Linked DNA regions of Mus musculus: region 1 is linked to region 2. The links are chromatin loops, found by intact Hi-C in ENCODE. Cell type or tissue: left cerebral cortex. All regions are shown on one strand. Links, peaks and the distances in the headings refer to the core of each region. The heading gives the core; the rest is flanking DNA. Region 1 overlaps Mettl25 (methyltransferase like 25). Region 2 has its middle 170 kb from the start of Gm25143.

Region 1 (16,756 bases), core at 5,236-13,235, 2.0 Mb before region 2:
TGTGTCAGGATTCTAATTTCATCTGGAGTGCCAGAGGCGGCTTCCGTAAGGAAGCCCTGTTTGAGGTAGGTTCTGAAGGGAGTTTGGGCTTCCAAGGACAAAGCTTGAAAGTAGAATGAATGTTCTAAGAACAGTGTTTATAGTTAAAAGAAAGCATGCTCAAAAGCTGTGCAAGCGCCAGTGTTGCCGAGGAGACAGTGTCATCACAGTGTTGGAACACTCAGTGGGGCCAGGCCAGCCTGCTTCACTCAGGGCAGGGCTCCGGCTTACTCCTTACGATTCAGGGTTCATGGGACACTCGTGAAGAATTTAAACAGCGAGAGTGACCCAACCAGTCACCTTTCTAGTTCTACTTGGCTTATAGTTTCTTCCTGTTATTGCTAAAGACAATAATACAAAGATTTCAAATGTCTTATGTAACAAATTATTGTATAGTGTTCTAGAGTAGTCTTAACAATAGCTGAGCTATAAAGGAAATGAAAATTGAAAATATTTCTTTTACTTTTAAGCAGTCTAAATTAATAAATTCAGGAATCAAAGCACTCCACTTATACTTACATTCTGATGTTAGCCTGTAATGCATCTAATTCTGGTAACTTTGATGTTACTTAACCAGCTTCTAGATGAGAGAGAGAGAGAGAGATCTGGTAGGTTGGTCTCATGACAGTGGAAGATCATGTATCCACGACTACGTGGGAAGCAGGAACTGGACTTACTGGGTAAAACAAAGGACACAAGGTGGGTGGGTAGGTCGTAGGTCAGTGGGGAAGAGCGGTGGATCTGGGAAGAATTGGGGGGATGATGAATAGGCTGAAAACATGGGAAATTCTCAGAGAGGAAAAGTTAAAATTTTATATTTATATGCAGAAGATTACTTAACAGACACAAATAGATATTGAATATAAAAATGTTAATAAAATATTTACACTGAAGGCTAAAAAAAAATTCCAGGAGCTTAGAGGATGGCTCATTGGGTAAAACGCTTCCTGCTCAAGCCTTAGGGCCCAAGTTGGGAATCTCATCTATCCACATAAAACCACACCTATAATAAAAACCATTGCAAGCCTAAAGCACAGTGGCAAAGCAAGAGAGCCGTCAGCCTCGGCAGCCAGCCTGTCTAGATAAAGTGCTGGGTTCCAGGCCAGTGAGAAACCCTGTCTGAAGAAGTGAAATGGAGAGGAAAAGAGTCACACACAGACTAACCCAGAAATATGAGTTCAGGAGTGGTTTTGCTTTGAGTAGAGTAAGAGAAAAGGCTCACTGGGTAGAGGTGCTTGCTCCAACCCTGATGACCTGAGTTCAGCCCCTGGGCCCCACACAGTAGAATAGGTGTGCAGGCTTGCAGACTGTGTGCTGTCCTCCACAGTAGGCACCGTCGCATACCCATGCTCACATGCACAAAGTAAATGTAATTTTAAAATAAAAGGATACTATGCATAGAGACAGTTAATATGTCTTCTTCTAAGAACTGTACATGTGTTAGCCATGGTAATCCTAATGTTCTCTAATAAGGAAGTACTACTGCTGCTAGTTGATGGCAGAACTAGCGTCACAGAAAGCTACAATCTTGTCTATGTACTTTCTCTGTGGAGGAACTCCATAAGGTGACAGTGAACACTGTACAGTAGAGGCCTTTCACCAAGGGAAGACTTAATGGCTTTTCCCTTTGGGTGCAGGGAAGATACCCTGGAGGCATTCTTAAGATGAAAAGCAGGAAGTGACATTAGATGGCATCTTTTGTGACTAGCTAAGCAGTTCGGTTCAGTATTCTATGATGTTTCAGCTGTACCTGTCTACTCTATCAATATCTGTTGGGGATAAGATGGGTAACTATTTGTCGAAACTAAGAATGACATATAGCCCTGTAAAGCATTTGTTTTGGCTTCCTCAGGCTGTACCTATTCAATCGCCTTCGTACTCAAGACAGTGGTAGAATAACAGATTGAATGAGAAGATACTAAGGAATAGAAATTCAGAATAAGCAGATTGATAGCCACTTTGTGAAAAAGGCTTGGTGCACGTGGGCTTTTCCGTGTGAGTTACTAAGACAGCCCAGGAGGGCGGGATCTGCTTCTCTGTTCAGAAGTGATTACCTGCACACATAAAACAAACGCAAGTGTGGTAGACATTCCAAACCAGTCACCAAGCACTACGAGGAGAAGACCAGAGTCGACAACGTGTGAGAAGGTGGGGAAGCATTGCTGTAAATGGGGGTCCTGGTTGTATAATTGATGGAATAGTTAGTCACAACTTTGGGGGTAGAGAAGAGACAAAACACTTCTAAAAGACAAAAAAAAAAATCTTCTAAAAGAATGTAAACAGAAATGAACTAAGGTCTCAAGGATGCGTATGGAGCACTGGTGGTGATGGAGGCAGGAGGCTCCAACTGGAGCGGGAAGTGGGAGAGGACAGGCTGTGGGGAGGGCTAGCTAAGAGGACAGAATTTGGAACACACCTTATAGAAACCTATTGTAGAAGCTTCCAAAGGTATGTACATGTGCATACACATACGGGAAAGAAGTTTAAGCCCTGTTACCCTGTAATGGCACCGGCCCCCTCCTAGATACCACAGGCCCTTAAATAAAAATCCCAGTGCTACGTTGGGTTACCTCTCTCTGAGTTGTTAGCCAATGAGGTAGCATAACCCACCTCCAAAAAGTTACAAGCTACTGCCATTTATTTTGATTACCTTCCAGACGGTGACAGAAAAGTCCTATGTTTTAAAAGACGTCAAATACTTAAGTTGTCGGATATGGAGGAATCAAGTATCTACTCACCTGGAAGCTCTCTTCTCACAGGCTGTTTTCATGGTTCTGGAACATTCCATGAATACTAATGTGGCAGAAAAATCATCAAAAGTCTTACTCAGTTGTGAACATTGAAAACTATGATAAGAGGTGGCATGCAGATATGCCACTGGCGTGGCACAGATGGCATAGAACTAACCAGCAACATTCCAGCTGGATTTAAAGCCCACCCCACAAGATGGAGTTCATGCCTAATACTGTCAACTGGGCCAAAATCCCATAACTGGCGAGGTCACGGACCCTAGGGAACAGCCCAATACTATTATTCTACTAAGTGGACATAGCAGTGCACTGCCCCACCCCATGCTCTTATCTTCATACCCATAGTTTAGTCTTTATATCCATACATATCTCGGCTAGAGAAGCTGACTTTTGCAGTAGATGGTGATTAATATGGAGATCCACAACTAATTAACCTGCAGAGAGTAAGAGACTATGGGTGCTTTCGATTTATATGAGGCATCTGTACCCTGCCTCTTCACCTTAAAGCCAGGGGTAGTGGCCTTCTGTAGTAAAGCCGTATTTGCCAGGCATGACAGCATCATTGGACATACAAAGTTGTGACTCAATGCTTAATATATCAAAACAGCCAAATTAGACACATGAGTGGGGAATGGGATCATGGACTCTCACCTCTATCTCAAGAGATATTAGCAGTTGACAGAGACTGGGAGACAGCCAGACAGTTTTTATAAGACCCCGGAGAGGCTACTCATGCTTCAATAGATGATGCACAACCCATGCATGTACATGCAACACTTACTGGGCTTTATGGTTTACTAAGCACAGCACTTGGAGGAGAGAAGGAAAGGTGATGGAGGATTAGGGGGGGGGGGGAGCTAAGAAGAAATAGGGGTGAATTTGACCAAAGTATGTGCATGGATCTGTGTATAAAATTCTCAAACAGTAATTTACAAAATCATCCAGGGGATACTTGGAATTATGATTATTTGACATGGTAAGTAGAATTGAGGTTGCTGTCTTGACGTGTGACTGAAGAAATCTAAGCTACATTGCTAAGGTAGAAGGGTAGAATATAATGTCTAATCATGGGTTTAATCTCTCACCAGTAAATGAGGCTTTATTTACCACTTTTGATAGCATGTAGGTACTGATGTTCTTTATGCCTCTGATTTTTACACTTTACATTATGCTTAAGTTGTAGCCAAAATTGAGAGATGTAATAGTCCATCTTAGCATTATTTAAATTGAAAACTATTTCATGACACTTTGTTTAAATTGCACTGAAAATCTTTAAGGCATAAATGATAGTCAGACCCCAATTGGCTGTTAGTGCTTGGTAGCTCCCTCACTAGCTGAAATATTGCCCCTGTTAGAGCATGTTGCCATAAAATGTGTAATGTAATGTCAAGCCAATAAAGGGAAAATGTGTTTTGAGCACAGTGGAAACTTGAGGACCTTGTTAAACTGAGATTTTTTAATAGTATAAGTTTGAAACATCTCTTACATAGTATTGTGCAGAATATTATCTTCTACTGCTGCATGGTCCAGGAACTCCCCAAAGCAGATCCTGATATAATGTCACTTACAAATATCACAAAAGTATTACTTCATTTTTATCACATCTGGATCTTGTGCCATATAGATGGAAGATATTTTAAAATACTCCATGTTGAAATTTAAAACTATCTATACTTGAAAGTGGAAAAACTAAAAAGATGTTTGCTTTTGTTTTGCAGTGAACAGCACGTTGGTAAAATTTATTCCAAATGTTCCTCTTTTCTGGAGTATGTCAGAATGTCTCTAAAGAAGCTTGGATTAGATGAGTCCAAGGTCAGTCAATGATTACGCTTTATTTTCACATAGTACAGGAATTGCTGGTAGAGTCACGGGTTGAGGCAGGATACAGTGGTTGGCTTTCTGCTCATCCTCCTCCTGTGAAGTCTCAATTGTATTGAAATTAAGCTTCTGTTACTTTTTTGCAACTCATTTTCCCTGTCAAATATATGGAAAGTTTATTATTGTGTACCAAAGAGACTTTTTTAGATTATTTAGTTAAAAGAATAACTTCACTAAATAATATAGGGTTGAAAGTCAGAACATTGTCAATGTAAAATTAGAATTAAATAAAGAAATGAATAATTTTAAAGTTATTTATTTGCAGTTTTATGGCTAACTATAAATTTCATTATTGAATTCAGAGAGCCTGTTAAGTGTGCTCTTTCTGTTAAGTTGTAACATCACAGTGGATCTCATCTAACATTGTTGATAATATTGTTGAAAGTAAATAGTAAGCTAGATGACTCTAAGGGAAAACTCAATGTAATACCAGTTATACATGAACTAAAAAGTCAAATTGAGCTGGTAAATGGTTAAGAAAGAGCTGAAAAATATAGAAATAAGTAAATGACAAGATAGATGTAGAATTCCCCCAGTATTTATATACAGTTGTTAGCTGCATGACAGTACTTACTATTCATCTCTATTTGTGTATAATTAATTAAGACCTAATTGATAAAACTCTCGTAACTAGTTTTATTTAATAAAATGAAGCCTCTTTTACTTTTGAATGAATGATTGCACAGGACACTATGGCTTACTCAAAGTGAAAACTACTATACTTTTCCAAAAACAACACACACACTAGAATTCAGGACTATGTTTATTCTTTCTTCTGTTTTTGTCTTCTCAAGTTTATCAATAGTAATATTAATAAATAATAGTAACCACAGTAAAAGTTCTTTCATACATCTCTTAATGTGGAATTATTAGAATATTTAACTTTTACTTAGCACTTTGTGAGAGATGCTCTGCTAAGGAGATCACATTGCCTCATTTCCTCCTCACAAATACATTTACAATAGATAACTGAAATCATAGGGTAAACCATGGGTTTCCCCAAAGTGGAGAGATACAGGAGGCTGTACACATAGGAGCAAACTTTGACGTATACACGAACCACAGTTAGGAAATCTGGCAGAGTCTCAGAGGCTCAGGATGAACAGTTCTAAGAATGAAAGGCTGGAGATAGCAAGACAATTACAAGTGGTCCCCACGCTGTTGAGATGTTTGCCTCTGAATATAACCCAGTTCTGATGAACATTGGAGAAAAGGCCCCTCACTGTTGAGGCAAGGGCAGAGAAAGGTCATTTTTGTTAAGCGAATTGTTCTTACCAAGATCCACTTCTAAAAAGACAGCATTTAATTAGAACACAGCTACTGGAGTTTCATGTATACCTAACTGAAGAGGGCAAGGAAAGTAGCCAACATTAGTCAGTTCTATCAATCTGTCCCATACTACAGGACTTGAAAATACGGAGAAGTGCTGGGAAATTTCATAGTCCAGAAACACATTCAGTGACAGATCCAAGCATAAGATTACAAAATACGTTTTACCACCACACTACTAATGGCATGTCCATGAAAGTGTTTTTTATACAGTACGTCAATTTTATAACAGAAATTTACAATGCACACTAAAGTAAAAAAAAAAATTTGAAGAGATGGAAGTCATCACAGTCACATGAGATGTGACAAGAACACTAGAATTATAATCTGCAATTGCAAATGGAGTAATGTGCTAAAAGTTGGGATTAATAAACGACATCAGACAAAAGCAGATGGGCAGTGCAAGTAGAGAGATTTTGGAAACAGTTAAAATGTTTTTAAAATAGAAATACTTAAAAAGATTATATCCAGGCAGGAAGATTATGGAAGGCCAGAGGTGGCAGATGCCTCTAAGGAAACAAAGCAGGACCAATGCACATCTAAAGTCTCGAAGACTGCGATAGCCTGAGCAAGACCTGCACAGCTCCAGCCTAGCACAGTGAAGTAGACACGGCGTCCCACCTCTAAGCCAGAGGCCTTGTGCAGTTGATATCTGCAGGGAAGGGGAAATCTCTCCAGTGGGTGTCAACCGTGTTCTGCAACGGGCAACATGCTTTGGAGCAGTTGGCTATCACAAATCAAGACTCCATGGTTTTTTGGGTTTGGAGAACTTTTTTTGTGGTGTGTGTGTGCATGTGTGTGTGTGGTAGGGGATGGTGTCTGTGGCTGTTTGTGTGTGTGTGTCTGTGGGTGTGTTCATGTGTGTATGCACATATCTGTGTGCATGTGCCCGTGTATAGGGTGTTTTATTGGGGTTGGTGGCCTCTTTGTTTCACTTTGATGATTTTTTTAATCTTACTTGTGTTTGTTTTGATGTTCACTGTTTCTGGTTTTGGAGAGTAAAGGAAAGCGAGAACATGAGGTGTTAGGTAGGAGCAGAGTGGGTGGATCTGGAAGGAGTTAAAGGAAGTGAAAAAGAACAATCAAAATGTATTGCCTGTGCAAAAAGGAAAGATTTCTGAATAAATGACTGAATGGATGAATAAAAACGGAGTATAAGCAGACAGAAGAAATTGTGACTTACTAGGATTCTGAACACAGCAGAGGAAATGACCTCAGGGTTGAGAATATGCAAGCAGTGAACTCAGTCAGACTGTAAAACAGAAAATAAAACCATGGATTCCAAGCACTGGACAAGCTAAAGTTTTATCAGAATGAAAAACATAAAAGGAACAGAAGAAATACTTGAATTGCTAATGATGGAAATGTCTTCCGTTGGCTAGTTACCAAACCACAGATCCAGAAATCAGAGACCACCACCAACACCAAGCAAGACAAGTTACCAAAAAAAAATGCATCAAGACACATAGCTTTAATCAACAGAAAATCACAGCTACATTCTGTTCGATGTGAAAAGCAACATTTTCTCAATAAGATGAGAAGCAAGATTTTTTTTCCTCCATACTTTTCGACATCATACTGTACCTACCGGCTCTCTCGGTCAGAGAAGAAAGGGGGTGAATGGTGTTTGATTGAGAAGAAAGAAGACTGTTCTTGTTCAAGATGGCGTGATAATGTTCATGGAAAAAATCCAAAGAAACAACAAGCAATTAAAATAATAAAATTAAATAAGGTAGGATATAGATTATATAGAGAAAATCATTTCCTCTACACCAACAATGAACAAGTTTGACGTAAATTAAGATACATCAGTATTTATGTGAGCATCCTCTCTTAAAGTGAAAGATACAGTTTTTCTAATAGAATTCAAAGGAAATGCCTCTCAAGTACAAAACTAGAAATAAGTTAAGTGTACAGAGAGTCTGTGTTCATGGGTAGGAAAATTCCCTGTTCTCAAGTGTCAGTGCGCCCCAACTTGAGACAATGTTTCAGTACATCTCAGTCAGTATTTCAAAAAGGTTTTCTGTAGACGTAGAAACTGTTTCTAAGTCTTTTGTAGAAAAGAATCAAAAAGAGCTAACAATACTAACTGAAAAGAAAGCTTACAAATTGTTACTAGGTAGCTTTAAGATTTAGTGTAAAGACAAGTAGATATTTGTAGAGTAATAGATAAATGGGTCCAGGAACAGAACTGAGAGCCCAGAAGTAGACCCATCCAAATGCAGCCAAGTGGACTTTAGTAAGGAGACAAAGACAATGGAGTAGAGCGAAAAACCTCTTCACCACATGCTGTTCAGACAACAGGGCAGACACAGTAGATAGATGACTCTAGAAACAAACTTTACATCTTTCCCAAACTCGAAATGAGTCACATATAGAAATGTAAAATATAGGTCTATAGGTCTATAACACTTACAGAAGAAGCAAAATCATAATTCATGAAGTTACCTAAACCTCTGAAACGCATACTTCTGAGACTGGATCCCAATATAAAGTACAGTCCTGGGCAGCAGTGGTGTACAGTCTCTCTATAGCCAATGCAGTGTTCTTGTGACACTGATGGGGCGTCTGCTTGTGTGCTGTCAGGGCACATTACAGGTGCTCTGAACTTTCCTAAAAGAAATAGCTTAAGAAAAAATTACTCATGGTAGCTGCTTCAATTATTCAAAATACATCTAGGAGGAGTCTCAGGAAAAGGCAAGTATCACTGACTAAAAAGACTGTAGTAAATGATTTCTTGCTTTTACTTAACTAATAGAGATGTTAATAATGGCCTATTGGTTTTCTCGTATAATCACAGGGCCCATTTTATTTTGTTTTGTGTTTTAAATAGAAGTGATTTAAAGGAAAACAAAAGTATGACCTGGAGTACACTGAGAACGAGGAAAACCAGCAAACATCTTAGGGTCTGAAACAATGGGGTATAGGAACGGAAGCAAACCTATAAGAATGGATTTGGGGGTGGGTTACTGTCTTGATTTTAAGCAAAAGAGATTTTTAAAAATAGTGCTTTCTAGGTCTTTGTTTGGAACAGGAAAAGTGATAAAACCAAAATTACATTTCTGATATAAAATACAAATATTTCATTTTGCGTGCATACTATGAAATAGGAGTATTAATTAAAAATTTCACCACAACCAATAGATATTTGTATGTAGCATTATTTCAAGAAATCCTAAATGCTATATAGAATTTTAATTTTTAAATATACCAAAAGACTTAAAAGAGCTTTGACTAGATCCATAATTGTTTTATTAATGACCTTTCTGTGTAATTCCATGGGTGGCAAATGTACTGCTGTGCACTTAACAGTGTAGGTAAGCGAATTACTTACTACACCCGTTTAAATTGGAGTCACAAGAAATTATACTAAACATGAAAGGAAACCGAAAATTCCGAGACATCTCCTTTCAAAGGACACCGAGGCTAAATGTGCTGGATTTACACTGGCTCTCACAAAGCATGAAGAGTTTCTCCACGAGTCTGCAGTCAGTTGTGAAAGCCAAGTGGACTTAGCTCTCAGGGCCTTCTTCAACCTCTGCACCACCGGCCTGTGGATCTGAATTTGTAGTGAGAAGCAGCTCCGTGTACTCCCAGCACCTCTGGCCTCTGGCCACTAGATGTCAGCAGGAGAACGATTCTAAACAACCTGGCATTTGCCAGAATTGCCCCTGTTGAGAGTCACTAATTTTGAGCTTTTTTTTTTTCCTTTTATGATTCTCTCAGCAGCAACCTAACAGTCACGTTATGTTTCTATGTTTTAAACTGCAGTTTACCATCACCAAGTTTGGGAAAGGAAAGTCAGGCACACTGCAGACTGTTGAACATGGTTATCTTTGAAGACTTTTTATTCAAAATGATTCCTTCTTAGCTCCTTCATCTTGAATAGTTGTAATAACCTTGGAGTGATGTTTATTGGCCCTTTTCATAAAGTATGCACTATTTTTAAAGCACATTTACCATTCTCCAAGCAAGTTAATTCTAAATATGTACCTCTGAAACAGTCAACTGTGACACAATATCAAGTACCTGTGGCAGGTTTACAGGATTCTCTTCTTGTTGGAGGCTGAATAGTATTTCAGTGTGTGTGTGTGTGTGTGTGTGTGTGTGTGTGTGTGTGTGACATGCACACAAATACCAGGGTAGTTTTTTTAATCCATTAATCTGTCAGTGAAAGAGTAGATGGTTATTACATCTTGGCTCTCATGAATAATGCTCCAATGGATACTGCAGCATAGATATTCTTCCAAGGTGGTGATTTCATTTCCTTTGGATATGTGCCCAGAAGGAATATGGAGTCTCAAAGCTTAATAATTAAAACCCAAATATGAAAGAAGAGAAGGAGGAGCAATCCCCCGTAGCTTACCTTTCATTTTTAAAACAAATCAAAACATCTATTTTACTTCCCCTAAGATTCACATTCCCAAGAAATACCTGTCTACATAATTGTATGATTTCTAAAAGTCATATGTATGTTAATTCAATCCTCTCTTGTTTCTACAAAGAAATACAGTGTCAATAATCTTTTGAGAAACAGTATGGTAAGTTTCTTACACCATGGTCACATGAGCCTCTTTGCCACTGGCTTTATCTGTCCATGCTTGCTTGAGAGGATTTATGAAATTAACCCTTTGATGATAGTGGTGTTCTTGCGTCAGTCAGAGGCAGAGTAGATGGCAGTCCTTTGTTCATCCTAGCTTGATGCCTGGCTTGGTGGACAAAGCTATCTTATGCCTACAACTCATAAAAATCAAATCAAAGCTGGTCAGCGATGCACTGGAGGACCAAGACAGACAGGAAGTCATCTGAACAGCACAAAAGAGCTGACCCTGGTTTGGGGGGGGGGGCTGGGGGGGCGCAGGTGAACCAGCCTCAAGGGCTAGAATTGGCCCTGCCACTCTTCAGTCATGAGGGCTGTGGGTACAGGTGTGATGCCTCAGCTTCCTTGACTCTTCCCAAACATGGCAGTCCAGGGGTTGGCCCCAGGCCACGTGAGTGAGAGAGCAGGTCCTGCACCTCCTGGACAGCGCAATAAAGCTAATCCTGGTGTAGGAAGCAAAGGTGAGCCTGCCCTGATAGGGGTGGGCAAGCTGGCCCTGCCACTCGTCTGGTTTGAGGTGACGGGTGGAGAGGGGCCGGGGGGCTCTACCCTTCTACGCTCTCAGCACCTGCAGTATCCAGGAGCGCTGACCCTGGGATCATGAGAGAGCAGGCCCTGCACCTCACCTGGGCAGTGAAGCTGGCCCTGATGGGAAAGGCACTGTGAGAGTCTGCAGAGGTGAGAGCAGGAGAGCTGGCCCAGCCCTTCCCACACTGCATGCACCCCTTGAGAAAACGGGCCTCTGAACTTTCACAGTGCAACGGTGGAGCTGGCGCTGGAGGTGTGGGTGACACTGCGCTGCCCTGGGGGCATGAGAAGAGGAGAGCTGCCCCTGCCTCCTGCTGATGGCAGCTTTGGGTTGCCTAGCTGGAGCGGTTCAGGAGAGCAGGTAGTGGGGAGTGGTTGGCCCAAGCCCAGATCCAGGTCTCTGAATTGTCAGACCCCACATTCTGTATCACATGCAAATGCAAGTGTATATGCATCTGGGATGCTTGCTTGCAAAGGCCTGCCCTGTTGTTCCAGAGCTGCAGGATCTCCATGACACGGGGCAACAGCAGGATAACAGGAAGGAGTTCTGATGTGGATCCAATATTGATGGTGTCACAGAAATCACAGATATTGAACCAGACCAATGAACATTTGCAAGTGAAGATGTGTGGACAGAGGGATATACTGTGGGACACACTGTGACATACTACAGCTTTATTTGTTGTTGTTATGTGTGTGTCTGTGTGTGTGTGTCTGTGTTTGTGTCTTTGTGTGTGTGTGTGTGTGTGCGTGCGTGTCTGTGTTTATGTGTGTGTCTGTGTCTGTGTCTGTGTTTGTGTATGTATATTATTTGGAGGAGAAGATGCAAGAGCAAATGGTGGATATGAGGGGACACAGAGATGAGTGTACCTGGAATGCATGATATGAAACTCACAAAGAATCAAAAACTTTTTAAAAATTAACCTTACCTCTAGAGCCGCCTCTTTTAATGCTTTTTGTTTCTTTTTCTTTATTTTGATAATATATACAAAGAATGGTTTAATTTTTTTATTAGAATATATTTGTTGTACAAGCTGATTTTAATAATAGCATTTTTTGCTCAAGGTTATTCACTCCCTGCCTGTTTAGACTCCTCCTTCTCAAATACCACCCCGCCTAATTTGCATGTTGCATCCATGCTATGTGTATGGTGTCCGTATATATGTTTGTCTGTCTATGTGTGTCTGTTAACTAGGTTTCATATCTTAGGAAAAAGTACATGACATTTGTCTTTATGTGTCTGGCTTGTTCTTTATGTATTGATGAACACTTAACCTTGTTCTAAAAGTTGGTTATTGTGAATTATGCTCCAATAATCATGGTAGAACTCATTTCTCTTTAGTAGAATAATTTACATCCCCAGGAGTGGCATAGGTGGATCATATGGTGGTTCTGTTTTTAGTTACAGACACTATATTTAGAACTGTACTGTTTTCAGAATATATTTGCCATATCGTATTTTTTATTATATAAGGTACAGTCCTTCTCCTAACCTCTTTGGTCTGTGTAATATCCTGTACCTATTGGTTTGTATATGTTGAATCAATGCTGGCTTCCCTCAAATGAAACAAACTTGACTATATTGTATGATTTTTATAATGTATTGTTGAGCTGAGTTTGTAGGTATTCATTAGAAGTTTTTACATCTATTTGTAGTTCCATTTTCATTTAATTCTAAGAACTTTTTACTTTTCTCCTTGATTTCTTCAGTAACTGCCCCGCCCACCCCGTCATTTAGGAACATGTTTCTTGGTTTCCATGTGTTTGCAGAGTTTCTGTAGTTTCTCTTACTACTTATTACTATTTTTATTCCATTATTCCTAATAACATATGCAAATCAATTTGATTCCTCTGTATTTTAATGACTTGACATAAGGCCCTAATTGTAGTTTCTTTTAGAGACACTTTCAGGAGCTTCAGAGTGTATGCTGTGTACTCTGTAGCCGTTGGGAACAAAACCTTTTAGATGTCTTCTATGTCCGTTTGATCTATGACAGGTTAAGTCTCAATTTTCTTTGTTGAATTTCTATATGAATTATTTTCTGTTGCTGAAACTGGGGTATTGAGGTCACCTGTTTATGTCATTATGTAGGCCTGGCTGTTCTTTATGCCCCATGGTTGGTTTTCTCAACGTAAGTGCCCCAACAGTTGGTGAGCATGTATTTAAATTGTTGATTCTTCTTGATAGACTGTATTCCTTACAATATGTAGTAACTTAGTGACCTTTTTACCTCTTTAGACTATATTTGTCTTTTGTTTTCGTTGTGAGATATTGTGCCTGCTTCCTATTACTGCTCACTTGATGCACACTACTATCCTTTGTTTTTCTGTGTGATTCTTTATTGTTGAGTTGTCTTTTAAAACAAATGCCTGGATCTTATGGGTTGATCCAGTCAACTAGTCTAAATGTCTTAATTTGAGCATTGAGAGCATTAACCTCTATCTACATTATCATTAAGATGTCTGCTGACTATGGTTACTACATTTCTAGTTGGTTGTGATACTGTTTTAGTTTGGTTTGTTTTTCTTTCTCCCTTCTTTACCTTAGACATGTATTGATTACTGAATTAGAAATGTTTGATTCTATTTGAGATTTCATTAATTAAAAAGATTTATCTGTGTGTGTGTGTGTGTGTGTGTGTGTGTGTGTGTGTGTGTGTGTGTGTTTATATGCACATTTATATATGAGACCAGTAGAGGCCAGAAGAAAGTGTTGGGTCTTCTGCATCTATATCATAGGCACTTGACTTGCCCACCATGGGTGCTGTGAGCTGAAATCTAGTCCTTTGCACGAACAGCAAGTGCTCTTAATGACAAAACCATCTTCTGCCCCATAGTCTCATTTCTTAGTCTGTTCCTCATGAGATGTATTCTTTCGTGTGCTCCTGTGTTGTGACTTTCTTTCTCTTGTGTGTGGAATTTCTTTTAAGTAACTCCTGTAATGCTTGCTTAGTGGGGGTGAATTGATTTTACTTGTGCTTATCTTGGAAAGTATTTTCCAGCAATTTTAAGCTATATTTGCTAGATAAAATATAATTTATCTTGACAGTTACTTGCTTTCATGACCTGAAATATATCATTCCATGTGTTTCTGGTTTTTAAGCGTGCTTAAGTTTTGTTATTACTGTGTGTGTGTGTACATATGGGAGAGTACATACCTTGGTGCACTGCACATGTGGAAACCAGAGAACAGCTGTGTAGAGTCGGCTCTCTCCCTCCATATTTATGTGGGTTCTGGGGACTAAACTCAGGACAGCAGCTGGCACCTTTACCAACAGAGCCGCTTCCCTTCCTTTTTAAGCTTTCTGTTAAGAGGTACAGTGTTGTTCTGCTGTGCTTGACATAGGAAGTAATGAGTTTTTCTCTTGCTACTTACTTAGAATCTAGCTTTAACATGTTAAAAATGATATGTCTCAGAGATTCTTTTTTGGCCAGGTCTATTTGGAGTTCTAAATTGCTCTTGGACTTATCCATCCCTATCGTTCCCTACGTTGGGAATTGTGTTATAACTGCATTACACGAGGAGGTTTTCTATTTACCGTAGTTCTTGAGCCAGTTCTCTGCTAGCCAGTGGCATCTCAGCAGCTTTCATCTCACCCTCCTGTGATAGGAGGTAAGGCAGTTACTAAGTCACCTGCTCAGGTGAGTGGGGGAAAAAAAGCTGAACGATTATGCAACTCTCATGAACTCATCCAGAGCTCCCTCTAAGTGTCATGGCCACCTTTGCTACACTGCAGACCCTCATACTGATCTTTCTAAGAACAGAATAAGTAGATAAAAAGAGAGAAATCGCTCTTGAAAAGTAATTTATATAGATAGTTGTATTAGTCCCTTTGCTAGTGCTGTGATAGAACACCATGCCAAGACAGACTATAGGAGGAAGTGTTGATTTGGCTTATGGTTCCAGATTCTGTCATGACACAAAATCAGGGTAGGTGACAGGCATGGGGCAGGAAAAATTGAGAGCTCGTTGTTTTGAACTTCAAGAAGAAATGCAGAGATCACACTGGGACTGGTGTGTGACTTCGAAATCCCAAAGCCAAATCCTGTGCCAATGACATACTTCCTCCAGCAAGGCTGTAATACTAAACCTACCAAACAGTTCCACCAAGTGAGCACCAAGTGTTCAAACATCTGAGTCTATGGAGGACATTTTCACTAAAACCGCCACAGTCTTCTATACACAAACACAGGCATCGTGACTGTGGACTAGCTAGGTGGGGCAGTACATGATCACGTTCTTCTGAAGAGTAGACTCTGGGAATGGGACGGAAAGGAACTCCCCAATTTAAAAAAAAAAATCCTTGCAGACATTGTCTGAGGCAGAGAGTCAAGGTCAGCATCAACAGTGACACGAGAGGTGGCTAGTGTGGCCCCTCGCTCTGAGGCATGGGCATGGCACTGTACTCCAGTGTCCTCCCTGCCCTCGTTGTTTTGTGAAGGAAAAATATCTAAACCATACCAGAAGAATATTCTGTAATATATGATCAATATTTCTCAAAACTTGTTAAGGCTATCAAAAACAAGAATAAGAAAGTGTCAAAGCTAATACAGCTAAATGTTATACATCATCCTTTGTTTGATTCCAAAACTGAAAACGTAGTAAAATGTATGTAAAAGCCAAGGAAATCTGAATATTGTATGGGCTTCAGTTAATAATGAATCCACAATAATTCTTAAAATAAATATACCACTGTATATGATGGAGAGGTGGGAGGTGGGGAAACTCCAGGAGGAGGTGAGATAGGGGAAATATATGATCAGAATACAGTTTTTCAAAAATAAAATACATATATGGAAATGATGTATATAACATTATCAAAACTCCACTAAAACATGATTTGTGTGTGTGGGGTGTGTGTGTGTGTGTGTGTGTGTGTGTGTGTGTGTGTGTGTGTGCGTGCTGTGTGTGTGTGTGTGTGTGTGTGTGTGTGTGTAAATGTCCCCTCATGCTGACCTCTTAGCATGAAGACTGGTAACTCAGCGTGTAGCTGCACTTGCTGCTCTTGCAGAAGATCGATCAGGATTCGATTCTCAGTACTCACATAGGGTGGCTTTAGGTGTACAGGATCTGTCACCTTCTGCTCTCTGTGGATAGCTACATACACACAGTACACACACACACACACACACACACACACACACACACACACTCAGGCAAACGCGCATGCACATAAAATAAAAATCAATCAATATTTAGACAGCATGAAGAAACATTTATGAATTCTGCTCATGCAAATATTGTACTGAAGTATTTTATCATGTCAAATATTAGTGATTATAAAATAGTTGACGTGATTTTCATTTTATAGGGGACATAAGTATACTTCGTTTTTGCTTTCATTTTCTGGAGGCTTTGAAGTATTTTATTTTAAATATCTAATAAAGGCAGAAAACGGTCTGAAAAGCTATTACCTTGGCACATGAATTTCATTTTTCTGGATGCAAACACAAGTGGATAAAACAACCCAAACCTCCAAGGCCACAAACTTGCTCACCAATTTCTATGCAAGACTCCAAAATGCTTCTGTATTTACTCTTTCTGAATTCTCATTTGACTACCTCTCTTCAGGTCTGTATTTTCCACTTTACATATATATGTATGTATGTGTATATATATGTGTGTATGTGT
Region 2 (16,756 bases), core at 3,591-11,590:
TCAGAGATGATAAATAGGTTTAGTCTTCATAGAAATTTTCTTATTTTAGAAAAACAAATTTTTATCTCCCTACTTATATTTAACCTCCCTTAGACAAATATAAATACTTAACTGTGAAAGTGAGAAACATTTCACATTCCATTCTCCTATCTATCTATCTATCTATCTATCTATCTACCTACCTATCTATCTGACCCGTCCAGCAGGTTCAGTTATTCGAGGGTCTCCAGGGGACCTTCTCCTAAGAACCAAATGGGGCATAGAGAGACGAGGGTCCTGTGCGAATAACTACATGGAAATGTTCTGAATTGCATCAAGACCCCAATGTATTAGCCAGGCCCAAGGTTTAAATGCACAAGCAAAAGGGGAAGTACTTCTCAGCAGGAGGAATGGGGCAAGGGAAATGCACCTCAGCAGGAGGGATGGGGCAGCAGAAATTTTTCTTTTGGCAACTACACCAGAAAGCAGGAACTTGGCGGTATCAGGGTACATCTTGTGGTCAGGACATCCAGTGCTGACTTAGGGCTGGAACAATCTATGGTTGTTTTTGGAGCAGTGCGTCAGTGGCCCGCTTTTGACACCCTTTTCTTCTCAGGGTTGTTGGGGAGAGGCCCAATTCAGAGATCAGGACAATTGTGTTGTCTTAATAGCTCCCAACATCTATCTGTATATGTATATGAGAGAGAGAGAGAGAGAGAGAGAGAGAGAATGTAAAACTGATAACCTAGATACACCAGTAGTTCAAGTATCAAAAGCAGATAATCTACTGTCCATTTCAAGTCGTTATTTCATCCACCCAGACTCAGAGAAATATCATCAGACCACCTCCACCCTCAGAATGGGAACAGTGAGTAATTACAGAGATGCAAACTCATGTTCATAGATACCCAGCTTGATTAATCCAACAAAAAAAGAAAGAAAGTGTTCTATCTAATAATTCTAGCAAAGTGCTCAGAGCTGATTATTTTGGTATTTTATTGTGTGTGTTTATCCAGAAGTAATATAGACTGCTTATCACACTGTTTGAAAGGACAAGGACAATAATTCCCAACCAGAAAAACAGGTAAAACCCAAAATCTGGTTTTACATATTGATAAATGAATCCTGTTGGCATGTACAAGAAATAAAAATGCCTGGATGTTACTATGCATCTAATAATCATATACTACCTAATTATGTGTTTACGTTATCAAATGTATCTATTTGAATACAGTGTAATTACCCTGTTGTAGTTTCTGTTATGTCAAGGCTATCTTCTCTTTTTTACTCTGAAAGGGTTATCATTCAAATCATAGATCTACAAAGTCAATAAGAACCAGGAAAATACCTTTTTTCTTTTCTTTTTTTTTTTTTTTTTTGAAAGAAAAATATGTGCAAGTTTGGTGAGATGATTCAGTGGGCAAAATCACTTGCTGTCAGAGTTGGAGAGCTGAGATATACTTCTGGTCTCATATGGTGAAATGAGAGAACTGACCTTAGAAATGTGTCATTCAACTTCTGTATGAACCTACACACACACACACACACACACACACACACACACACACACACATACACACATCTATGGAAACCAATGTAAAATATAAGCTTAGTCATTTAAAGTGATAGTTAAAATTGTCTAGTAGTTATATTGTATTTTACTATATTTATTTTACTATATAAAAATGTATGTATCTTTATCGTACTTGTCTACATAATTATAATGCAAGGCAACTTTCTTTAGCATTATGTGCTCTATTATAAAATATGAGGACATGAAAATTTAAGAATTATTAGATTTTTTTGTTTAAACTGAAATTTAAATTTGTATAATCTGTAATGTAGTAACTCTTAAAGTTCAGAATATAAACCAGATAAAAATGTTGTCACTGATTAAAGAACCTATTTTGTTGAGATTTTGTGTTATTTTGAACCTCAGACTGATCCTTTGTTTTCAATGTTTAGATTAGTTGAAGAACCAGCTACACCATTCCTGGGTATATATCCAAAAGATGCCCCACCATACATACCAAAAGGATACCAGCTCCACTATGTTCTTACCTGCTACATCCACTCCACTAGTGACTCACATTACAGGTTTAGAAACCTGGGAACAGTCCTGAGGTAAGAGTTTCAAGGAAACTTAGTGTCCTGGAACCTTGGCATTCCCACAGCTAGAATACCCCAGAATTGTCCCTGCAATATTGTGGAGGGTCTTGCATGCTTTCTTACAGTATTTTTCTGGATAAGAGTTAGAAATCTCAGGGCAAGCTTAACAAAGTATACTTAGAATCTTCATTACAGCCAGGTATAGAAGACTAAGTTGCATAATAGAAGCAAGTTGATGAATTCTTCTGACAAATGGAGATTCCCTACAGATACTTAAAAGAACAGCCAAGTTACACTTATATGCAAGAACTTACCAAGGCCTAGGAAATAAGGGGGCTGAGTATTTCATTATTCATGAGAAGTTCTGCTAGAGCAGAACCTCCTGGTGCTAGCTTTCACAAGGCTCAAAGGAGTAGCACAAATTGTGACTAGGGTGTGAAATCCTTACCTGTCATTAGCTGACCCTAGGCAGGGCTGTTTTATCTTATTGTAAACATCACCTGGTTCTTGTAAGTCCTTTTGAAGTCATTCCTCTGTTTTGTGTCAGATAACTTCAATGTACTTTGCCTGCTCTGACATACTACCACTTTGTTTTCTGTATTATATAAGACTGGTGTTCACTTTATGACAAGACATTCAGATCCATCACACTCTCTCTTGTCCAAGTCTGTTTGTCACCCCTACTCTATGCCCATCTGTTCGAGGCCCTGATTCCCACGGATTGAGGGGGTGTGACTGGGCCCAGTCCATGGCACTTACCAGCCTTATTTGTAATGGGCAGAAGTTGGAAGGAATGCAGATGTCCCACAAGGAAAGAATGGATACAGAAAATGTGGTTCATTTACACAATGGAATGTTATTCAGCTATTAAAAATAAGTACATCATGAGCTTAGTAGGCAAATTGATGGAATTAGAAAATATCCTGAATGAGGTGAACTGACTCATACAGACATTCATGGTATGTACTCACTAACAAGTGAATATTAGACAAAAAGTACAGAATACCTGGGATACAATCCACAGAACTTGAAAAGTTAACAAGCAGAAAGGCTTCGATACAACTTCGAAGGGGGAAGAAAATAATTATGGGAGACTAAGGGAGGGAGAGACCTGAGTGGGAGGGGGGAGGGAGGAAGGGAAAGGCAGAACAAAATCAGGTGTGGGGGACAGGACAGGAAAGAAGCCGAGAGAGAGAGCCTACAGAATGAATGGAAATATGCAAGAGTAGGAAGTGCGGGTACCATCTAGAAAAGTACCGGAGACCTGGGAGGTGAGAGACTCAGGATTCAATGGGAGTGACTTTTGATGAAATTCCCAACAGTGGTGAGAGGGAATTTGAAGATTCCATCCCCACTAGATAGACAAGGCCTCAATTGGAGGGATGGGGTTAACAACCCACAGTGAAAATTTCTGACACAGAATTGTTCTGGTCCAAAAGTACAGGAAAAAAAATGGAGAAGAGACTGAGGGAAAAGAGGTCCAGTGACCAGCCCAACTTGTGATCCATCTTGGGGGGGGGGGGGTGGCACCAAGACCTGACATTATTACTTATGCTATGATGTGCTTACAGAGAGGAGCCTAGCATGTCTGTCCTCTGAGAGACACTACCAGTAGCTGGATGAGACAGGAGCAGATACTTACACTCAATCATTGGACTACAGTTAGGGACCCCAATGGTTGAACTAGGGGAAAGATGAAAGAAGATGTAGAGTGTGGCATCCCAATAGAAAGACCAGCAGTCTCAACTAACCAGGATCCCTAGGAGCTCCCAGATACTGAGCCACCAACCAGGCAGCATACATGGGCTGGTCCGAGGCCCCTGGTATATATATATATATACCAGGACTGCTTGGTCTAGCCTCAGAGGGAGAAGACACACCTAATCCTTGAGACACTTAAAGCCCCAGGGAGAGGTGTGACCTGGTGGGGGGAGCATACTCTTGGAGACAGGAGGGGAGGAGGAATGAGATGAGGAACATTGGGAGGGGGAACAGGAGGGGGACAATGGCTGGGTTGTAAATAATAATATTGTTAATTATTATTATTATTATTATTATTATCATTATCATCCACCAGTGTGGGTGTGTAAGAATCATATACTAACTGTATAGGTTACTTTGTCCAGTTCTTTTTTAAAACTATGTGTTCATGCACACAAGGTAACTTCCTACTTCTTTCTATATTGTTACTTATGTGTGCAAAGGATAGATTTTATCTAAACGTGATGATTTTTTAGTGATCCAGAATTAGAACACTTCCAACTTCAGGACAAAATTTAAATATAGCATTTTCACTTAAAAAAAAAAAAACAAAAAAAACAAAAAACAAAAAACAAAAAACAAAAAAATAAAACTTGGACTCATAGGTGTGAACCACTGTATAAAATTTTTGTAACTTAAAAAGAAACCTCCTTAGTTGAAGGAAAAACTGGGAAAAAATGAAAAATATCAACTGCTGTTTTTCAAAGCATCAAAAAAAAAAAAAACCAAACAAAAGCAAAAAAAAACAAACAAACAAACAAAAAACAACCAACAGAATTTTGTTGATACAGAATGACCCATTCCCTAGATGTTTAATAAACACATAGACACTTTTCCTCATATACTGTTCTAAATTCCTTAGGTAAATATTCGTCTTTCATTTTCATGATACCTCATTCTCAATTAACTTCACTTTTCAGGTAAGGAAATTAGTCCATAGGGAGACTAATTGACACTAATGATGCCCATAGCACCAGTAAACTGCAGAGCCCACATTCCAGCTCAGACAGATTGGCTCCAGTGTACAAACTCTAAAACACCACCGTACACCTTTTGTGATGATTATGACTATTAAACTAACAGTATCACTAGAAAGAAAAAATACTTAAGTTTATATATGTAATCCAACCAGAACATACTTTTATTTATTTAATTTATATCTTATTATTTTTTAAATCTTATTTCCCTTTTTTATTAGATATTTTCTTTATTTACATTTCAAATGTTATCTCCTTTCCTAGTTTCCCCTCTGTAAATCTCCTATCCCCTCCCCCCTTCCCAGACTCCCCAACCCACCCACTCCCATTCTTGGCTCAGGCAGTCCCCTATACTGGAGCATAGAACTTTCACAGGACCAAGGGCCTCTCCTCCCATTAATGACCCACTAGGCCATCCTCTGCTACATATGCAGCTAGAACCATGAGTCCCACCATGTGTTTTCTTTGATTGGTTGTTTAGTCCCAGGGAGCTCTGGGGTTGCTGGTTAGTTCATATGTTGTTCTTCCTAGGGATTGGGTACTTTCTCTAGCTCCTTCATTGTGCTCCCTCTAATGGATGACTGTGAACATCCACTTCTGTATTAGTCAGGCACTGGCAAATCCTCTCAGGAGACAGTTATATCAGGCTCCTGTCAGCAATCTCTTGTTGGCATCTGCAATAGTGTCTGGGTTTGGTGGTTGTTTATGGGATGGATCCCCTATATGGGGCAGTTTCTAGATGGTCAGTCCTTCAGTCTATGCTCTGAACTTTGTCTCTGTCACTCCTTCCGTGGGTATTTTGTTTCCCCTTCTAAGAAGGATCAAAGTGTCCACACTTTAGTCTTCCTTCTTCTTGACTTTCATGTGTTTTGCAAATTGTATCTTGGGTATTCGAAGTTTCTGGGCTAATATCCCCCTATCGGTGAGTGCATATCATGTGTGTTCTTTTGTGATTGGGTTACCTCACTTAGGATGTTATCATCTAGATCCATCCATTGTCTAAGAATTTCATGAATTCATTGTTTTAAAAGAACCTCAAAGGTATGGACACAGAGGAAAAATTCCTGAACAGAACAGCAATGGCTTGTGCTATAATATCAAGAATCGACAAATGGAACCTCATAAAATTGCAAAGCTTCTCTGAGGCAAAGGACACTGTCAATAAGACAAAACGTCAACCAACAAATTTGGAAAAGATCTTTGCCAGTCTTAGGGGGCTAATATCCAAATAAAGAATTCAAGAAGTTGAATGCCAGAAAAACATATAACCCTATAAAAAAAAATGGGGTAAAGAGCTAAACAAAGAATTCTCAACTGAAGAATGTCGAATGGCTGAGAAGCACCTAAAAAATGTTCAACATCCTTAATTATCAGGGAAATGCAAATCAAAACAAACCTGAGTTTCCACCTCACACCAGTCAGAATGGCTAAGATCAAAAACTCAGGTGACAGCAGATGCTACCAAGATGTGGAGAAAGAGGAACACTCCTCCATTGCTGGTGGGATTTCAAGTTGGTACAACCACTCTGGAAATCAGTTTGGTGGTTCCTCAGAAAATTGGACATAATTCTACTGGAAGATCCAGCAATACCACTCCTGGGCATATACACAAAAAATGCTCCAACTTGTAATAAGGATACATGCTCCACTATGTTCATATCAGCCTTTATACTATCAAGAAGCTGGAAAGAACCCAGATGTCCCTCAACATAAGAATGGATGCAGAAAATGTGGTATATTTATACAATGGAATACTACTAAGCCATTATTTTTTATTATTAATTTTTTACAGTCCTCTCATTACTTCCACCCCCACTTCTACCCCTACCCCCACTTCCACCAAGCCCTCCCACTCCCTAGGGCCTCAAGTCCACACCTTGGCCTTCCTTCTTCTTGAGCTTCATATGGTCTGTCAGTTGCATTGTTGGTATTCCAAGCTTTTTTCCTAATATCCACTATCAGTGAGTACATACCATGTGTGTTCTTTTGTGACTGAGGTAACCCAGTAACAAAGGGACATCATACTGTTATGATGCACACATTTTCAAAACTCAGAGTTGCAACTTCTGCACCGATATGTCAAACCTGCTGTTTTATTCCATATTGCATTGACAAACCATTTCTCAAACTGTAGACTACTTTAGGCAATCTTTATAACTTATATTTGTTTTTAATATCTTCTTCTATTGACTGCAGCTAGAGTGCATGTGGTTCTCAGCTGCAGATATGGCGAGGCTCTAGTGAATGGACTGCATTAAAGACAGTACGTAAGGAAGCTTCATTCTGAAGTGCAGAATGGTATGCGTGAGCATTTTTCTAGGTTCAGAAGTCTGTGTTGTTTACTAGCAGTTACCTATTCAGCTATGTGTACCCAGAGACCATGCCAGGAGTTTCAGGACAAACTCTTAGAGTATTGTTATCCAACTAAGACAAATTATTTTACTCACAGTTTTCAAAAACAAGAAAGAAATCAGAATGAAACATCAAAATGATAAATTCTGTAATTAAATCTTTCATTTCAGTTATTGCTCTATAATTGTGACATTTTTATGCTTGCTTGCTTTTATGTCTCTCTGTTCTGTTCCTTTGACTCTTTACTCTGTACATCAACAAGAAGATGAGAATTAGATTAATGGCTCCGAAATCTAGACACAATATGAATACTTTTCAATTCACAGGTGGCAAAATCCCTGTTCTCATATCTTATTAGTAGATAATAAAGAAGGCCAAAAGGTAAACGGAGAAAATCAGCTGCTTATAAATGAATCTAAAAATGCTTAGAGAAAGGAATTCAAGAAATAGTGTAGAGTATTTTGAAATATTTGAGAAAAGTATAAATTAAAATTGTCATCGGATAATTGAAATACCACTGTGGTTTTGAGCACATTTATAAACCGTAAAATGACAATGCAAATATATTCATTGTGAGTGTTAATGTCCTGAACAACAACAACAACAACAACAACAATAATAGCTGGTTATTTTTCAGACCTTGCGATGGTAGGCTATTGTGTTTTCAATGAAATTATACTAGATTGATGCAATTATATCAAGATAGTTTAAAAGTTAACATTAAAGATCAGTAGGAGACATTATTAAGTTGATTTTGAGAGGTATAACTTTAGGAAAATTCATAGGAAATTTTCAACAAGATTTTATCTAATATAACAAGACATTCATATTCACCAAAATGTACCTTAAATTAAAAGTTGACACGATTGCCATTGTACACTTGATCCTAGACCTAAACCAATATATATAATGAAAATGTAATTTAAAATGGATAGCTTCATGCTATTTTTTAAAAAATTAATATCTATAGTGTAGTATTAACTATATTTTTTTCTGTGTCTTTTTTAAAGATTTCAAAGTGAAAAGAATGATTCCTCAGAAGTTATCTAAGGTATCATTCTGAGTGCATGCCATGTTAGCATATCTTAGTGCCCTCTAGTGTGCAGATAATGGCAATAGCATTCTGTGTTCTAAATTATGAAGATGTTTTAAAATGCAAGATTTTTTAAAAATGTCAACTTTGAACCAATATCAAGTGAATAAAAGAATTTTAAGTTGGAAAGAAAAATTAGAGCCAGATGTCAGTTCAAATGAAATAGAAAATCTGGTAAAGAGAAATTCCTCCTCTTTCCGATTAAATGACCTTGCCTTCATTTGTCTAAATGTCAAGCAGGGTATACTATTTACATACACCCATCTCCTTGTTTCAGAAATTCAGACAAACTAACATTTTGTTGCTACTGGAATTCCCATGATTCCTCCAGGTTGAAGTTTAATTTCATATACTTATCACTAGAGTTTCTCTGTATCAGCTTCTCTCCTCCAACACATTGATACATTTGATCTGTAGTAGAATAGGAGCCTAAAGCCATCTGTCATTCTTAAAGAGATAATTTCTAAAATATGGATGAGATAGTAAAAGCAAGTACTAAAAATAATTTTCAAAAGACAATCTATGGAGATTAAATACACAGGATTCAATCCCACCCACCAAAAAAGTTGAAATGAGGTTTGCAACATCATTAGAGAGGGATTTTAAATTTATCTTTAAATCCAGTGATAGGACCAAAAATGGCATTGAAATCAACTATTCTTATCTAGTAATGGTCAATAGTAATCAAGAGATGCACATCATGCAGTTAAGGAATACTGCATTTCTGCAGTGAATCTATGGCTCTTAATAAGAATGTGTTTAATGTGAGATCAGGGGGCAGATCTTCTGGCTGATAAGCTATAGAAACCTCTCAGTGCTGACTGTATCACTATCTCTACCAGTTATCCGCTGAAAAGTGACTGTGAATTGAATTGAATGATTCCACACTAGTTTGTGGTTTTTGATATCATAAACAGTTCACTAAAGATCAGGAACAATTTTTAAATTTCCAAGGGCATCCCAAACTGCAGAAATAATATTTTACTTGGCAATGCTTATTCTTGGTGTGTATAGACAAGGTTGTCTGTTAAATTCATACAGAATTATTTTGCCTTTGTGTTTTGGCAAGTCTCCTTTGTGTTTCCTCTAGGTAACCATCTAATCTTGGATATGTGGATTATGAGAGACCACATCCATAAATACTTTGAGCATAATAATACAGAGTGATCCATATTGGTTTAGCATTTACTAGAACAAGGTATCTCATTGCATATCTTTGCTGTTTTGATACATTTTACTTTTTAACAAATTGAAAAGAACAGCTTCATTTATCCATAAGAGTAAACAAAAAGATGAGAATAAAATTATCCAAGATAGGCACCAAGTAGTAGATTTGTAAGAGTGTTTTTTTTTTTTTTCTTGCATAGCCATTTTACTCCTGGTGCCAACAGAAAGTTTACAGGCTTTCAAGTTTTTTGAAGAAAGCAACTAGAGGTTAAATAAATTAACCACCTTGACAATATTTGTGCAGCTTTCAATTTATAAGACTGGGGCCAACTTCCAAGTTTGTTCTACTAGTGGTGATGGAGGGAAGTTATCACCAGAACATGACAGAAGTTCTCACTTTCATCTCCGAGAAGAGTACACCTTTTCTTCTCTTCATTTACCCAAACTCACACTGTGAGCAATTCCTGACATGAATGAGGGTAGACACTATATGGAAACGTTCACTTGGTTGCTAACTAGAGCTTATACCAGACTAGGGGCTTATAGACTTGGGAATGATTCACATGCCAAAGTATGACATGATGTTACAACATTCTTCACTTTAAAGGGGATTACAGGTTCATAAGGAAATGCCCATCTTAAAGAAGAGTCAGACTAATGTAAACACTGGAGAATCAAAAATGAATAATGAGAAAGAAGGGGAAACTATGAAAGTTTATTTCACAAACACATAATAAATGTTGTGAATCACTATCTAAACACTTTCCATACTCCTGGTCTAACCAGTACCCCTACAGATTACTTTCATGTTGTAGAAAGAAGCATGATGTCATCTCTAGTCACCCATAGGAAGTGAGTGTAGTATGTTTGAACCAACGTCTCTCCTATGTCATTTTTCTCTATTTTGCCTCAAAAAACCCAACCAAACAAACAAAACAAAAAAAACAACACAGTATTTGCCTTTTAATTGTCTACCACTTTTGAACCTCAAGGTTCACAGTGGATCACATCTCTTTAATTTTTTACACTCTTCGGACTTACTTCTCCTAATTCTATTGCTTAGGTTGCATGACATTTTCCCAACATAATATTTTGATCAATTATTTGAGAATTTCACAAAATGCACCCTGATCACACCCGCCTCCCATTCCTCCCAGTTCCACACTCCCACCTTTGTACCTTCTTCCCCTGAAAGAAAAAAAGAAAAATAAGATAAAGGAAAGAAAATGGAAAAAGACTACCAAGTCCTCTTTGTGTTGCTCATATATTCACTGGAACTTGGTCAGCGTCCCAGTGTCCAGGTCCCTAAAGACAACAGACTGAATCTTTCCTCAGCCCCTGCTAGAGGCCATCAACTGTGAAGAGCTACACGTTAGCATCTTTATCACAATTTTTAAGGACTCTCTTCAATAGCTGTATGTCTGAACCATTTTGTTTTCTTTTCTTTGGCAAGGGGATTTGTCACAGAAAGACTTAAACGTCTCTCATTCTCTCTGTTAATGCGTCTGCATGCCTTCATACTCCCACTAAAGAGGCTTCCTTGGCCATAGCAGCCATTTATGTGGTAGGCATCAACATAATTTTTAGTGGCTGCTGATATCATCAACATCAATATGTTATCTGGCAGCAACTGAGCTGTTAGATATCAACATGGTTTCTGGTGGCATCAGGACTCACAGACATCAACATGTCCTCCAGCAAGTATCATGGAAGTCTTTCAAGGAGAATCAAACCTGAAAATGAGCCATTCTTAATCTTGGATACTCTGACCTTGCTCAGAGTCAGGCTGACCATGCTCTGCTCCCACCAGCAAGGTAAAGAGTGCAAGCAGGTACAGCAGCTGCAGCTCCATTCAAGAGCCTGGCCTGTGGGCCAAGCAGAGACATTGACTTGGGTGACACTGGGGCAAGGGCAGGGCACTGGTCCCATTTGCCACCCATTTTCAGAATCGGTAGTGTAACTTTTTATATGGTTGCTTCATAACCACACTGTGAATTCAGGAAAAAATTATTGTGTTATCTATGTACATAACATTCTACTGCCTATATTTACATTAAATGAATGGATTACCGTCAGTTTGCATACCTTACATATATAATGGGTCATAATTACAATTTCAATCTAGATGGAAATTCTTATTAATTTACGTATGACCTTAGCAGGGTCAAAAATGATGCACTTGAAGCATTTTGTTAAGAATTCAATCTAGTCACAGAAATAAACAACTTGAAATGCAAATTTAAGTATATACATTTTGTCCATACTCTATACAATTACTAAATAATGCCTAAATTATTTCATCTTTTTTCAAAAAGCAAATATTGTATCTTTTATGAACTTATTAATTCTTTCAAAATAACAATCATTTTATTAATTTGTACTTTCCTAGGCTGTCAAAATATAAACATCCAGCCCATATACAAATATATAACCTAAAATATCTAGATAAAAGAATTTCAAATGTTAAGACATTAGCATTCCATTCATGAGGAGTGTCTTAAGTCAGGGTTTCTATTCCTGCAGAAACATCATGGCCAAGAAGCAGTTGGGGAGGAAAGGGTTTATTCAGCTTACACTTCCACATTGCTGTTCATCACCAAGGAAGTCAGGACTGGAACTCAAGCAGGTCAAGAAGCAGGAGCTGATGCAGAGGCCATGGAGGGATGTTATTTACTGGCTTTTTTCCCTGGCTTGCTCAGCCTTTCTTATAGAACCCAGGACTACCAGCTGAGGGATGGCACCACCCACAATGGGCCCTTGCACCCTTGATCACTGACTGAGAAAATGCCTTACAGCTGCATCTCATGGAGGCATTTCCTCAAGAGAGGCTCCTTTCTCTGTGATAGCTCCAGCTTGTGTCGAGTTGACACATAAAACAAGACAGTTTGGAGTAAAATTTTCTGATCAAATAGCTTTATATAATTCACATTAAATCTTATAAATGTTCTACATTTTATACAATTGAATATGTATGGGGTAAATATATATACATGTGCATGCAATGGGTCGTTAGACTGAAACTAAAGATACACTGGGCAGTTTGGTAGGTACCTTTTCAATACCTACATATTTAAACAGTTTGTCAAGAAACAGAGTTCAGAAGATATTCTTGGCTTTGAATCCCTCAAAATATTCTTAGCATCTATGTCTGTCAAAACAGGATCTATGCCTAAATTGCTCCCACCTAATTTATTCTTCCTGAAACTCATTTTGCAAAAATTTATTCAATATCTATTTATATTTATAAACAATTAGCCATAAACTGCAATAAAGTGATTGCCCTCTTCTGCACATTAAACATACTGCCAGTGTTTCATTTTTAGTTATTCAGGAATAAATCATGCTTGCTTTTTATCTTCAGATGTGGACTGAAAAATATTTTTGAGATTCAGAGGCAAAAAGAAAATATTCTGACTTTTACTGACAGTGAATGATACATTGATTATGTCCTAATAATATGTATTGGTGCTCAATGGGCTAGCTGCATGGAAGAGGTATCAAATGATGAAGTAAGTACTGTCAGGATTTAAGAAGACAAGGATTTATTTTACTGTGTTACAAGAACTCTCCTCACAGAAGCAGCTCAGTAATTGCACAGCTGTCAGAAGGGTCTGCTCCTCTCATGACTGCATAATTTTACTCTATGGATTTTTTCCTTTCAGCTTACAGCCTTGCTGCATGAGGAGAAACAGTGTGCCTATATATTCTGCACAAAAAAATGAGCGTCACTATGCAGAAATGAATTTTTCATTTTATATATTGCCCCTTCCACCCCACCCAAGGAATGATTGCTCTCCATGAAATTTTATATCGATGTATATAGCAATTAGATTTAAAAGAAACTGTTTTCTTTCCGTTGAAGCACATATATAAAAAAATCAAATAATGAAAATACTTAATAATTAATAATACCTTGTCCAAATCGCAATGTGTACAACTGTTTTAAACTGTTTTTATAGACTTTATGTCATCTTCTTCTCTCCATCTCTCTTCCTCTCTTTCCCTAAACCTCATACTTTCTTCAACTTTTCATGTTAAAGAAGAAATGACGTTAACCTGTGACATCAAACTATACCATATTCCTACTTCATTTAATAGTTGGGGTTTTTTGTTGGTAATGTTTTTTGTTTTGTTTTGTTTTGTTTTGTTTTGTTTTGTTTTGTTTTTGGCTATTTTCTTAATGAATTTCTAACACTCACTCTCCTCAGACACTCACTGGTGTCTCTGTAGTATGTGTATTTTTCTGTTAGTACAAATTACCATAAATTATGATTTTTCTTATGTAAAAACTATTTATGGCATGATATTATATCATGAATCTCATTATTATTATTATTCTCACATATAAAATATTTTAAATAGATTTATATAAATAACAAATGAAATGTAATGTACAAGGTGTTTGAGGATTTGTATTGGCAAGTCTCCATTAAGTATTCATTCATACATGTTTGTTAAATCTTTATTGTGTGTCACTGTCATAGGTCATATGTATATAGCTCTAAAAATCAGAGTTCAATACCTTCTAGGGATTATAAAAAAGAGCAATTATTAAATTGTATAGTTTTTAAATAAACAAAAGGAGAGTAAATTAAAATCATAGTTGGGCACAGGAATGTTTTGTTTTTAAGCAGGGATATGATAAAAGGATTTGTTTTTGTTTTTTGTTTTTGTTTTGGTTTTTTGGTTTTTTTTTTTTGGTGTGTGTGTGTTTTAATAAGGACAAAATGAATTAGACAACACTGAGACAATGCACACGAATTAAAATTTGAAATGTTTACATCTTGAGATGAAATCAAGGGAATAGGTTTAAGATAGGGAAACTGTGTGAAATACCCAAACAACATATGCGACAAGTGGAGAGTATGGAATCAGCAGATAAGATTATAGTAAAAAAAAAAAAATGGGGAGATGGAAAGTGATGGGCAGCAGGTGGGACCCTACAATAGCAATGAAGGGGAAAGTCATGTAGGATCTGGTGGAACATTATGAGTGCTTGGCCTTCCAGTGCGAGTGAATCAGCTGTTGACTGCTTTGAAATAAAGAATGACATGCTCGCTCTAGCATTTTAATAGCTGAATTCTTTTCTTTTCAATTTTGTATTAGATATTTTCTTCATTTACATTTCAAGTTCTATCCCGAAAATCCCCTATACCCTCCTCCCCCTCTGCGCCCTGCTCCCCTACCTACCCACTCCCAATTCTTGGCCCTAGCGTTCCCCTCTACTGGGGCATATAAAGTTTGCAGGACCAAGGGGCCTCTCTTCCCAATGATGGCCGACTAGGCAATCTTCTGCTACATATGCAGCTAGAGACATGAGCTGCACTCACTGAGAAGTGGCTATTAGCCCAGAAACTTAGGATACCCAAGATACAATTTGCAAAACACAAGAAAATCAAGAAATAAGAAGACCAACATGTGGATACGTCATCCCTCCTTAGAATAGGGAAGAAAATAACCATGGAAGGAGTTACAGAGACAAAGTTTGGAGCTAAGATGAAAGGATGGACTATCCAGAGACTACTCCACCCGGGATCCATCCCATAATCACCCACCAAACGCACACACTATTGCACATGCCAGCAAGATTTTGCTGAAAGGACCCTGATTTAGCTGTCTCTTGTGAGGCTATGCCAGTGCCTGTCAAATACAGAAGTGGATGCTCAGAGTCATCTATTGGATGGAATACAGGGCCCCTAATGGAGGAGCTAGAGAAATTATCCAAGGAGCTGAAGGGGTCTTCAACTCTATAGGTGGAACAACAATATGAACTAACCAAGAGCTGAATTCTTCACATGCTAAGAGGAGAGTGATGATGCTGAAATAGAATTCCATCAAGGAAGTTTTAAAACAATCTAAATGAATGTGGTCTGATTATGATTCTGGTCTTCCTTTCCATTAAATCTCCAGTTATTTCCCAGATCCCCTTCCACCTGAATCTACCCACTTTCCTTCTCTCATTAAAAACCAAACAGGATTCTAAGGGATAATAATAAAATAAAATATAAAATAAGACAAAACAAAAACTAACACAGTGGAATAGGGCAAACCACACAAACAAACCCAAAGACCAAAGAAAGAAACAGATAAAAGTTACAGATGCAGAGAACCTTTGCACAGTCAACCATCCTACAAAAAACAATCAACTGGAATATATAACATATACCCAAAGACCTGTAGGGTAAAAAATATAGAGAGAAAATACAAACAAAACAAAATAACATAAAATGATTAAAGAACAAACCAATAATATACAAACAAAACGGACATGACATTATGAAACAAGGAATGTTCAGAGATAATGTGGAATTCATTTTATGTTGCCATCTACTTCTGGGCATAAAGTATATCTTAAAAGTAGTGTGTTTTCTTACTGAGATTTCATTTGGAAAAACTAAATTTTTGTTTGAAAGTTACTATCAATTGGAGATAGTGTCTGGTTTAGATATGGAGCACACGTGTACTTCTCTTTTCATCTGTAGGAGTGTTAACATCATTGAGAAAGGAGAGGAAAGGAAGTGGTGAGCATGACATGAATTATGAAAGTATTTCAAAGAATTGTAATAGATAGAATTGCTAAATTATTAATGTGCTGTGAGAATATATATGTAGTACAAGGTTTCATATTTATTCCAGGCCTCTACTTGAGACATTGAATGGTTTTGTGATCTACAGAGACGTGAAAGATTGTGAGAAAATCAGGAATAGATGTTACTATGCTGTTGTGTGAACTTTTCCTGTGTTTATGCCAACAACTTTCTATTCATCCAAGAGGGGCACCAGCAACAGAGCAGAGCAACAATGTCCCTGAAGCCGATGCTGAAAGAGAGCTCACTGTTTTTACTGAGAGGAATGTGGATGATGGGAGGGTAGCACCATATCCAAGAAGCTCACTCCAACCAAGATGGCAACAAAAAGAAATGAAGATTTAGATATGCCAGTTCTTCCCCTTATGTTCATTATGAGCACTTGACCTTCTATTCTGAGTGAATAAGCATGCTATTGACATCTTTGAATTAAAGAATGACATCCTCATTCCAGCATTCCATTTGATAAGAAATAGAATCCTACTACCTTCCTGTGGGAACATCTGGTTAAAAATTATGCAATCACTTCTCCTCAAAATAGTTGAGGAAAGAAGTTTCTAGAAACTTATTTTTTCATGAGTATTGAACAATATACTTGTCATTTATAATACCTTAATTATAACATTTGTAAACCCGAAAAATCTCTTTATTCCATGTATATGTTTCTCTCAGAAAAACTATTCTGAAGCTTCAATTAGCATACAACCAGAAAGATTTGAGGGTAATATAAA

Evidence for each region. Peaks named below come from ENCODE experiments on the same cell type or tissue, not always from the same donor. Only the 100,000 strongest peaks of a DNase experiment are listed, where the experiment ranks them.
Region 1: a loop joins it to region 2, with 8 times the contacts of the local background. A loop is called at or near these places in 4 of 42 quality-filtered maps.

The regions. Positions count from the first base shown.
Region 1 is chr10:105,767,433-105,784,188 of GRCm38, reverse strand. It overlaps Mettl25 (methyltransferase like 25), which reads left to right. Exons shown (of 12, transcript NM_207522.2): 9 at 4,508-4,601. Among named protein-coding and RNA genes, the nearest start is that of Mettl25, 66 kb to the left of the region's middle. In left cerebral cortex, for the core only: a CTCF peak has its summit at 9,616 (motif pointing right); a DNase peak (open chromatin) is centred at 9,601.
Region 2 is chr10:103,776,618-103,793,373 of GRCm38, reverse strand. No RefSeq gene overlaps it. Among named protein-coding and RNA genes, the nearest start is that of Gm25143, 170 kb to the left of the region's middle. In left cerebral cortex, for the core only: a CTCF peak has its summit at 8,276 (motif pointing left); a DNase peak (open chromatin) is centred at 8,284.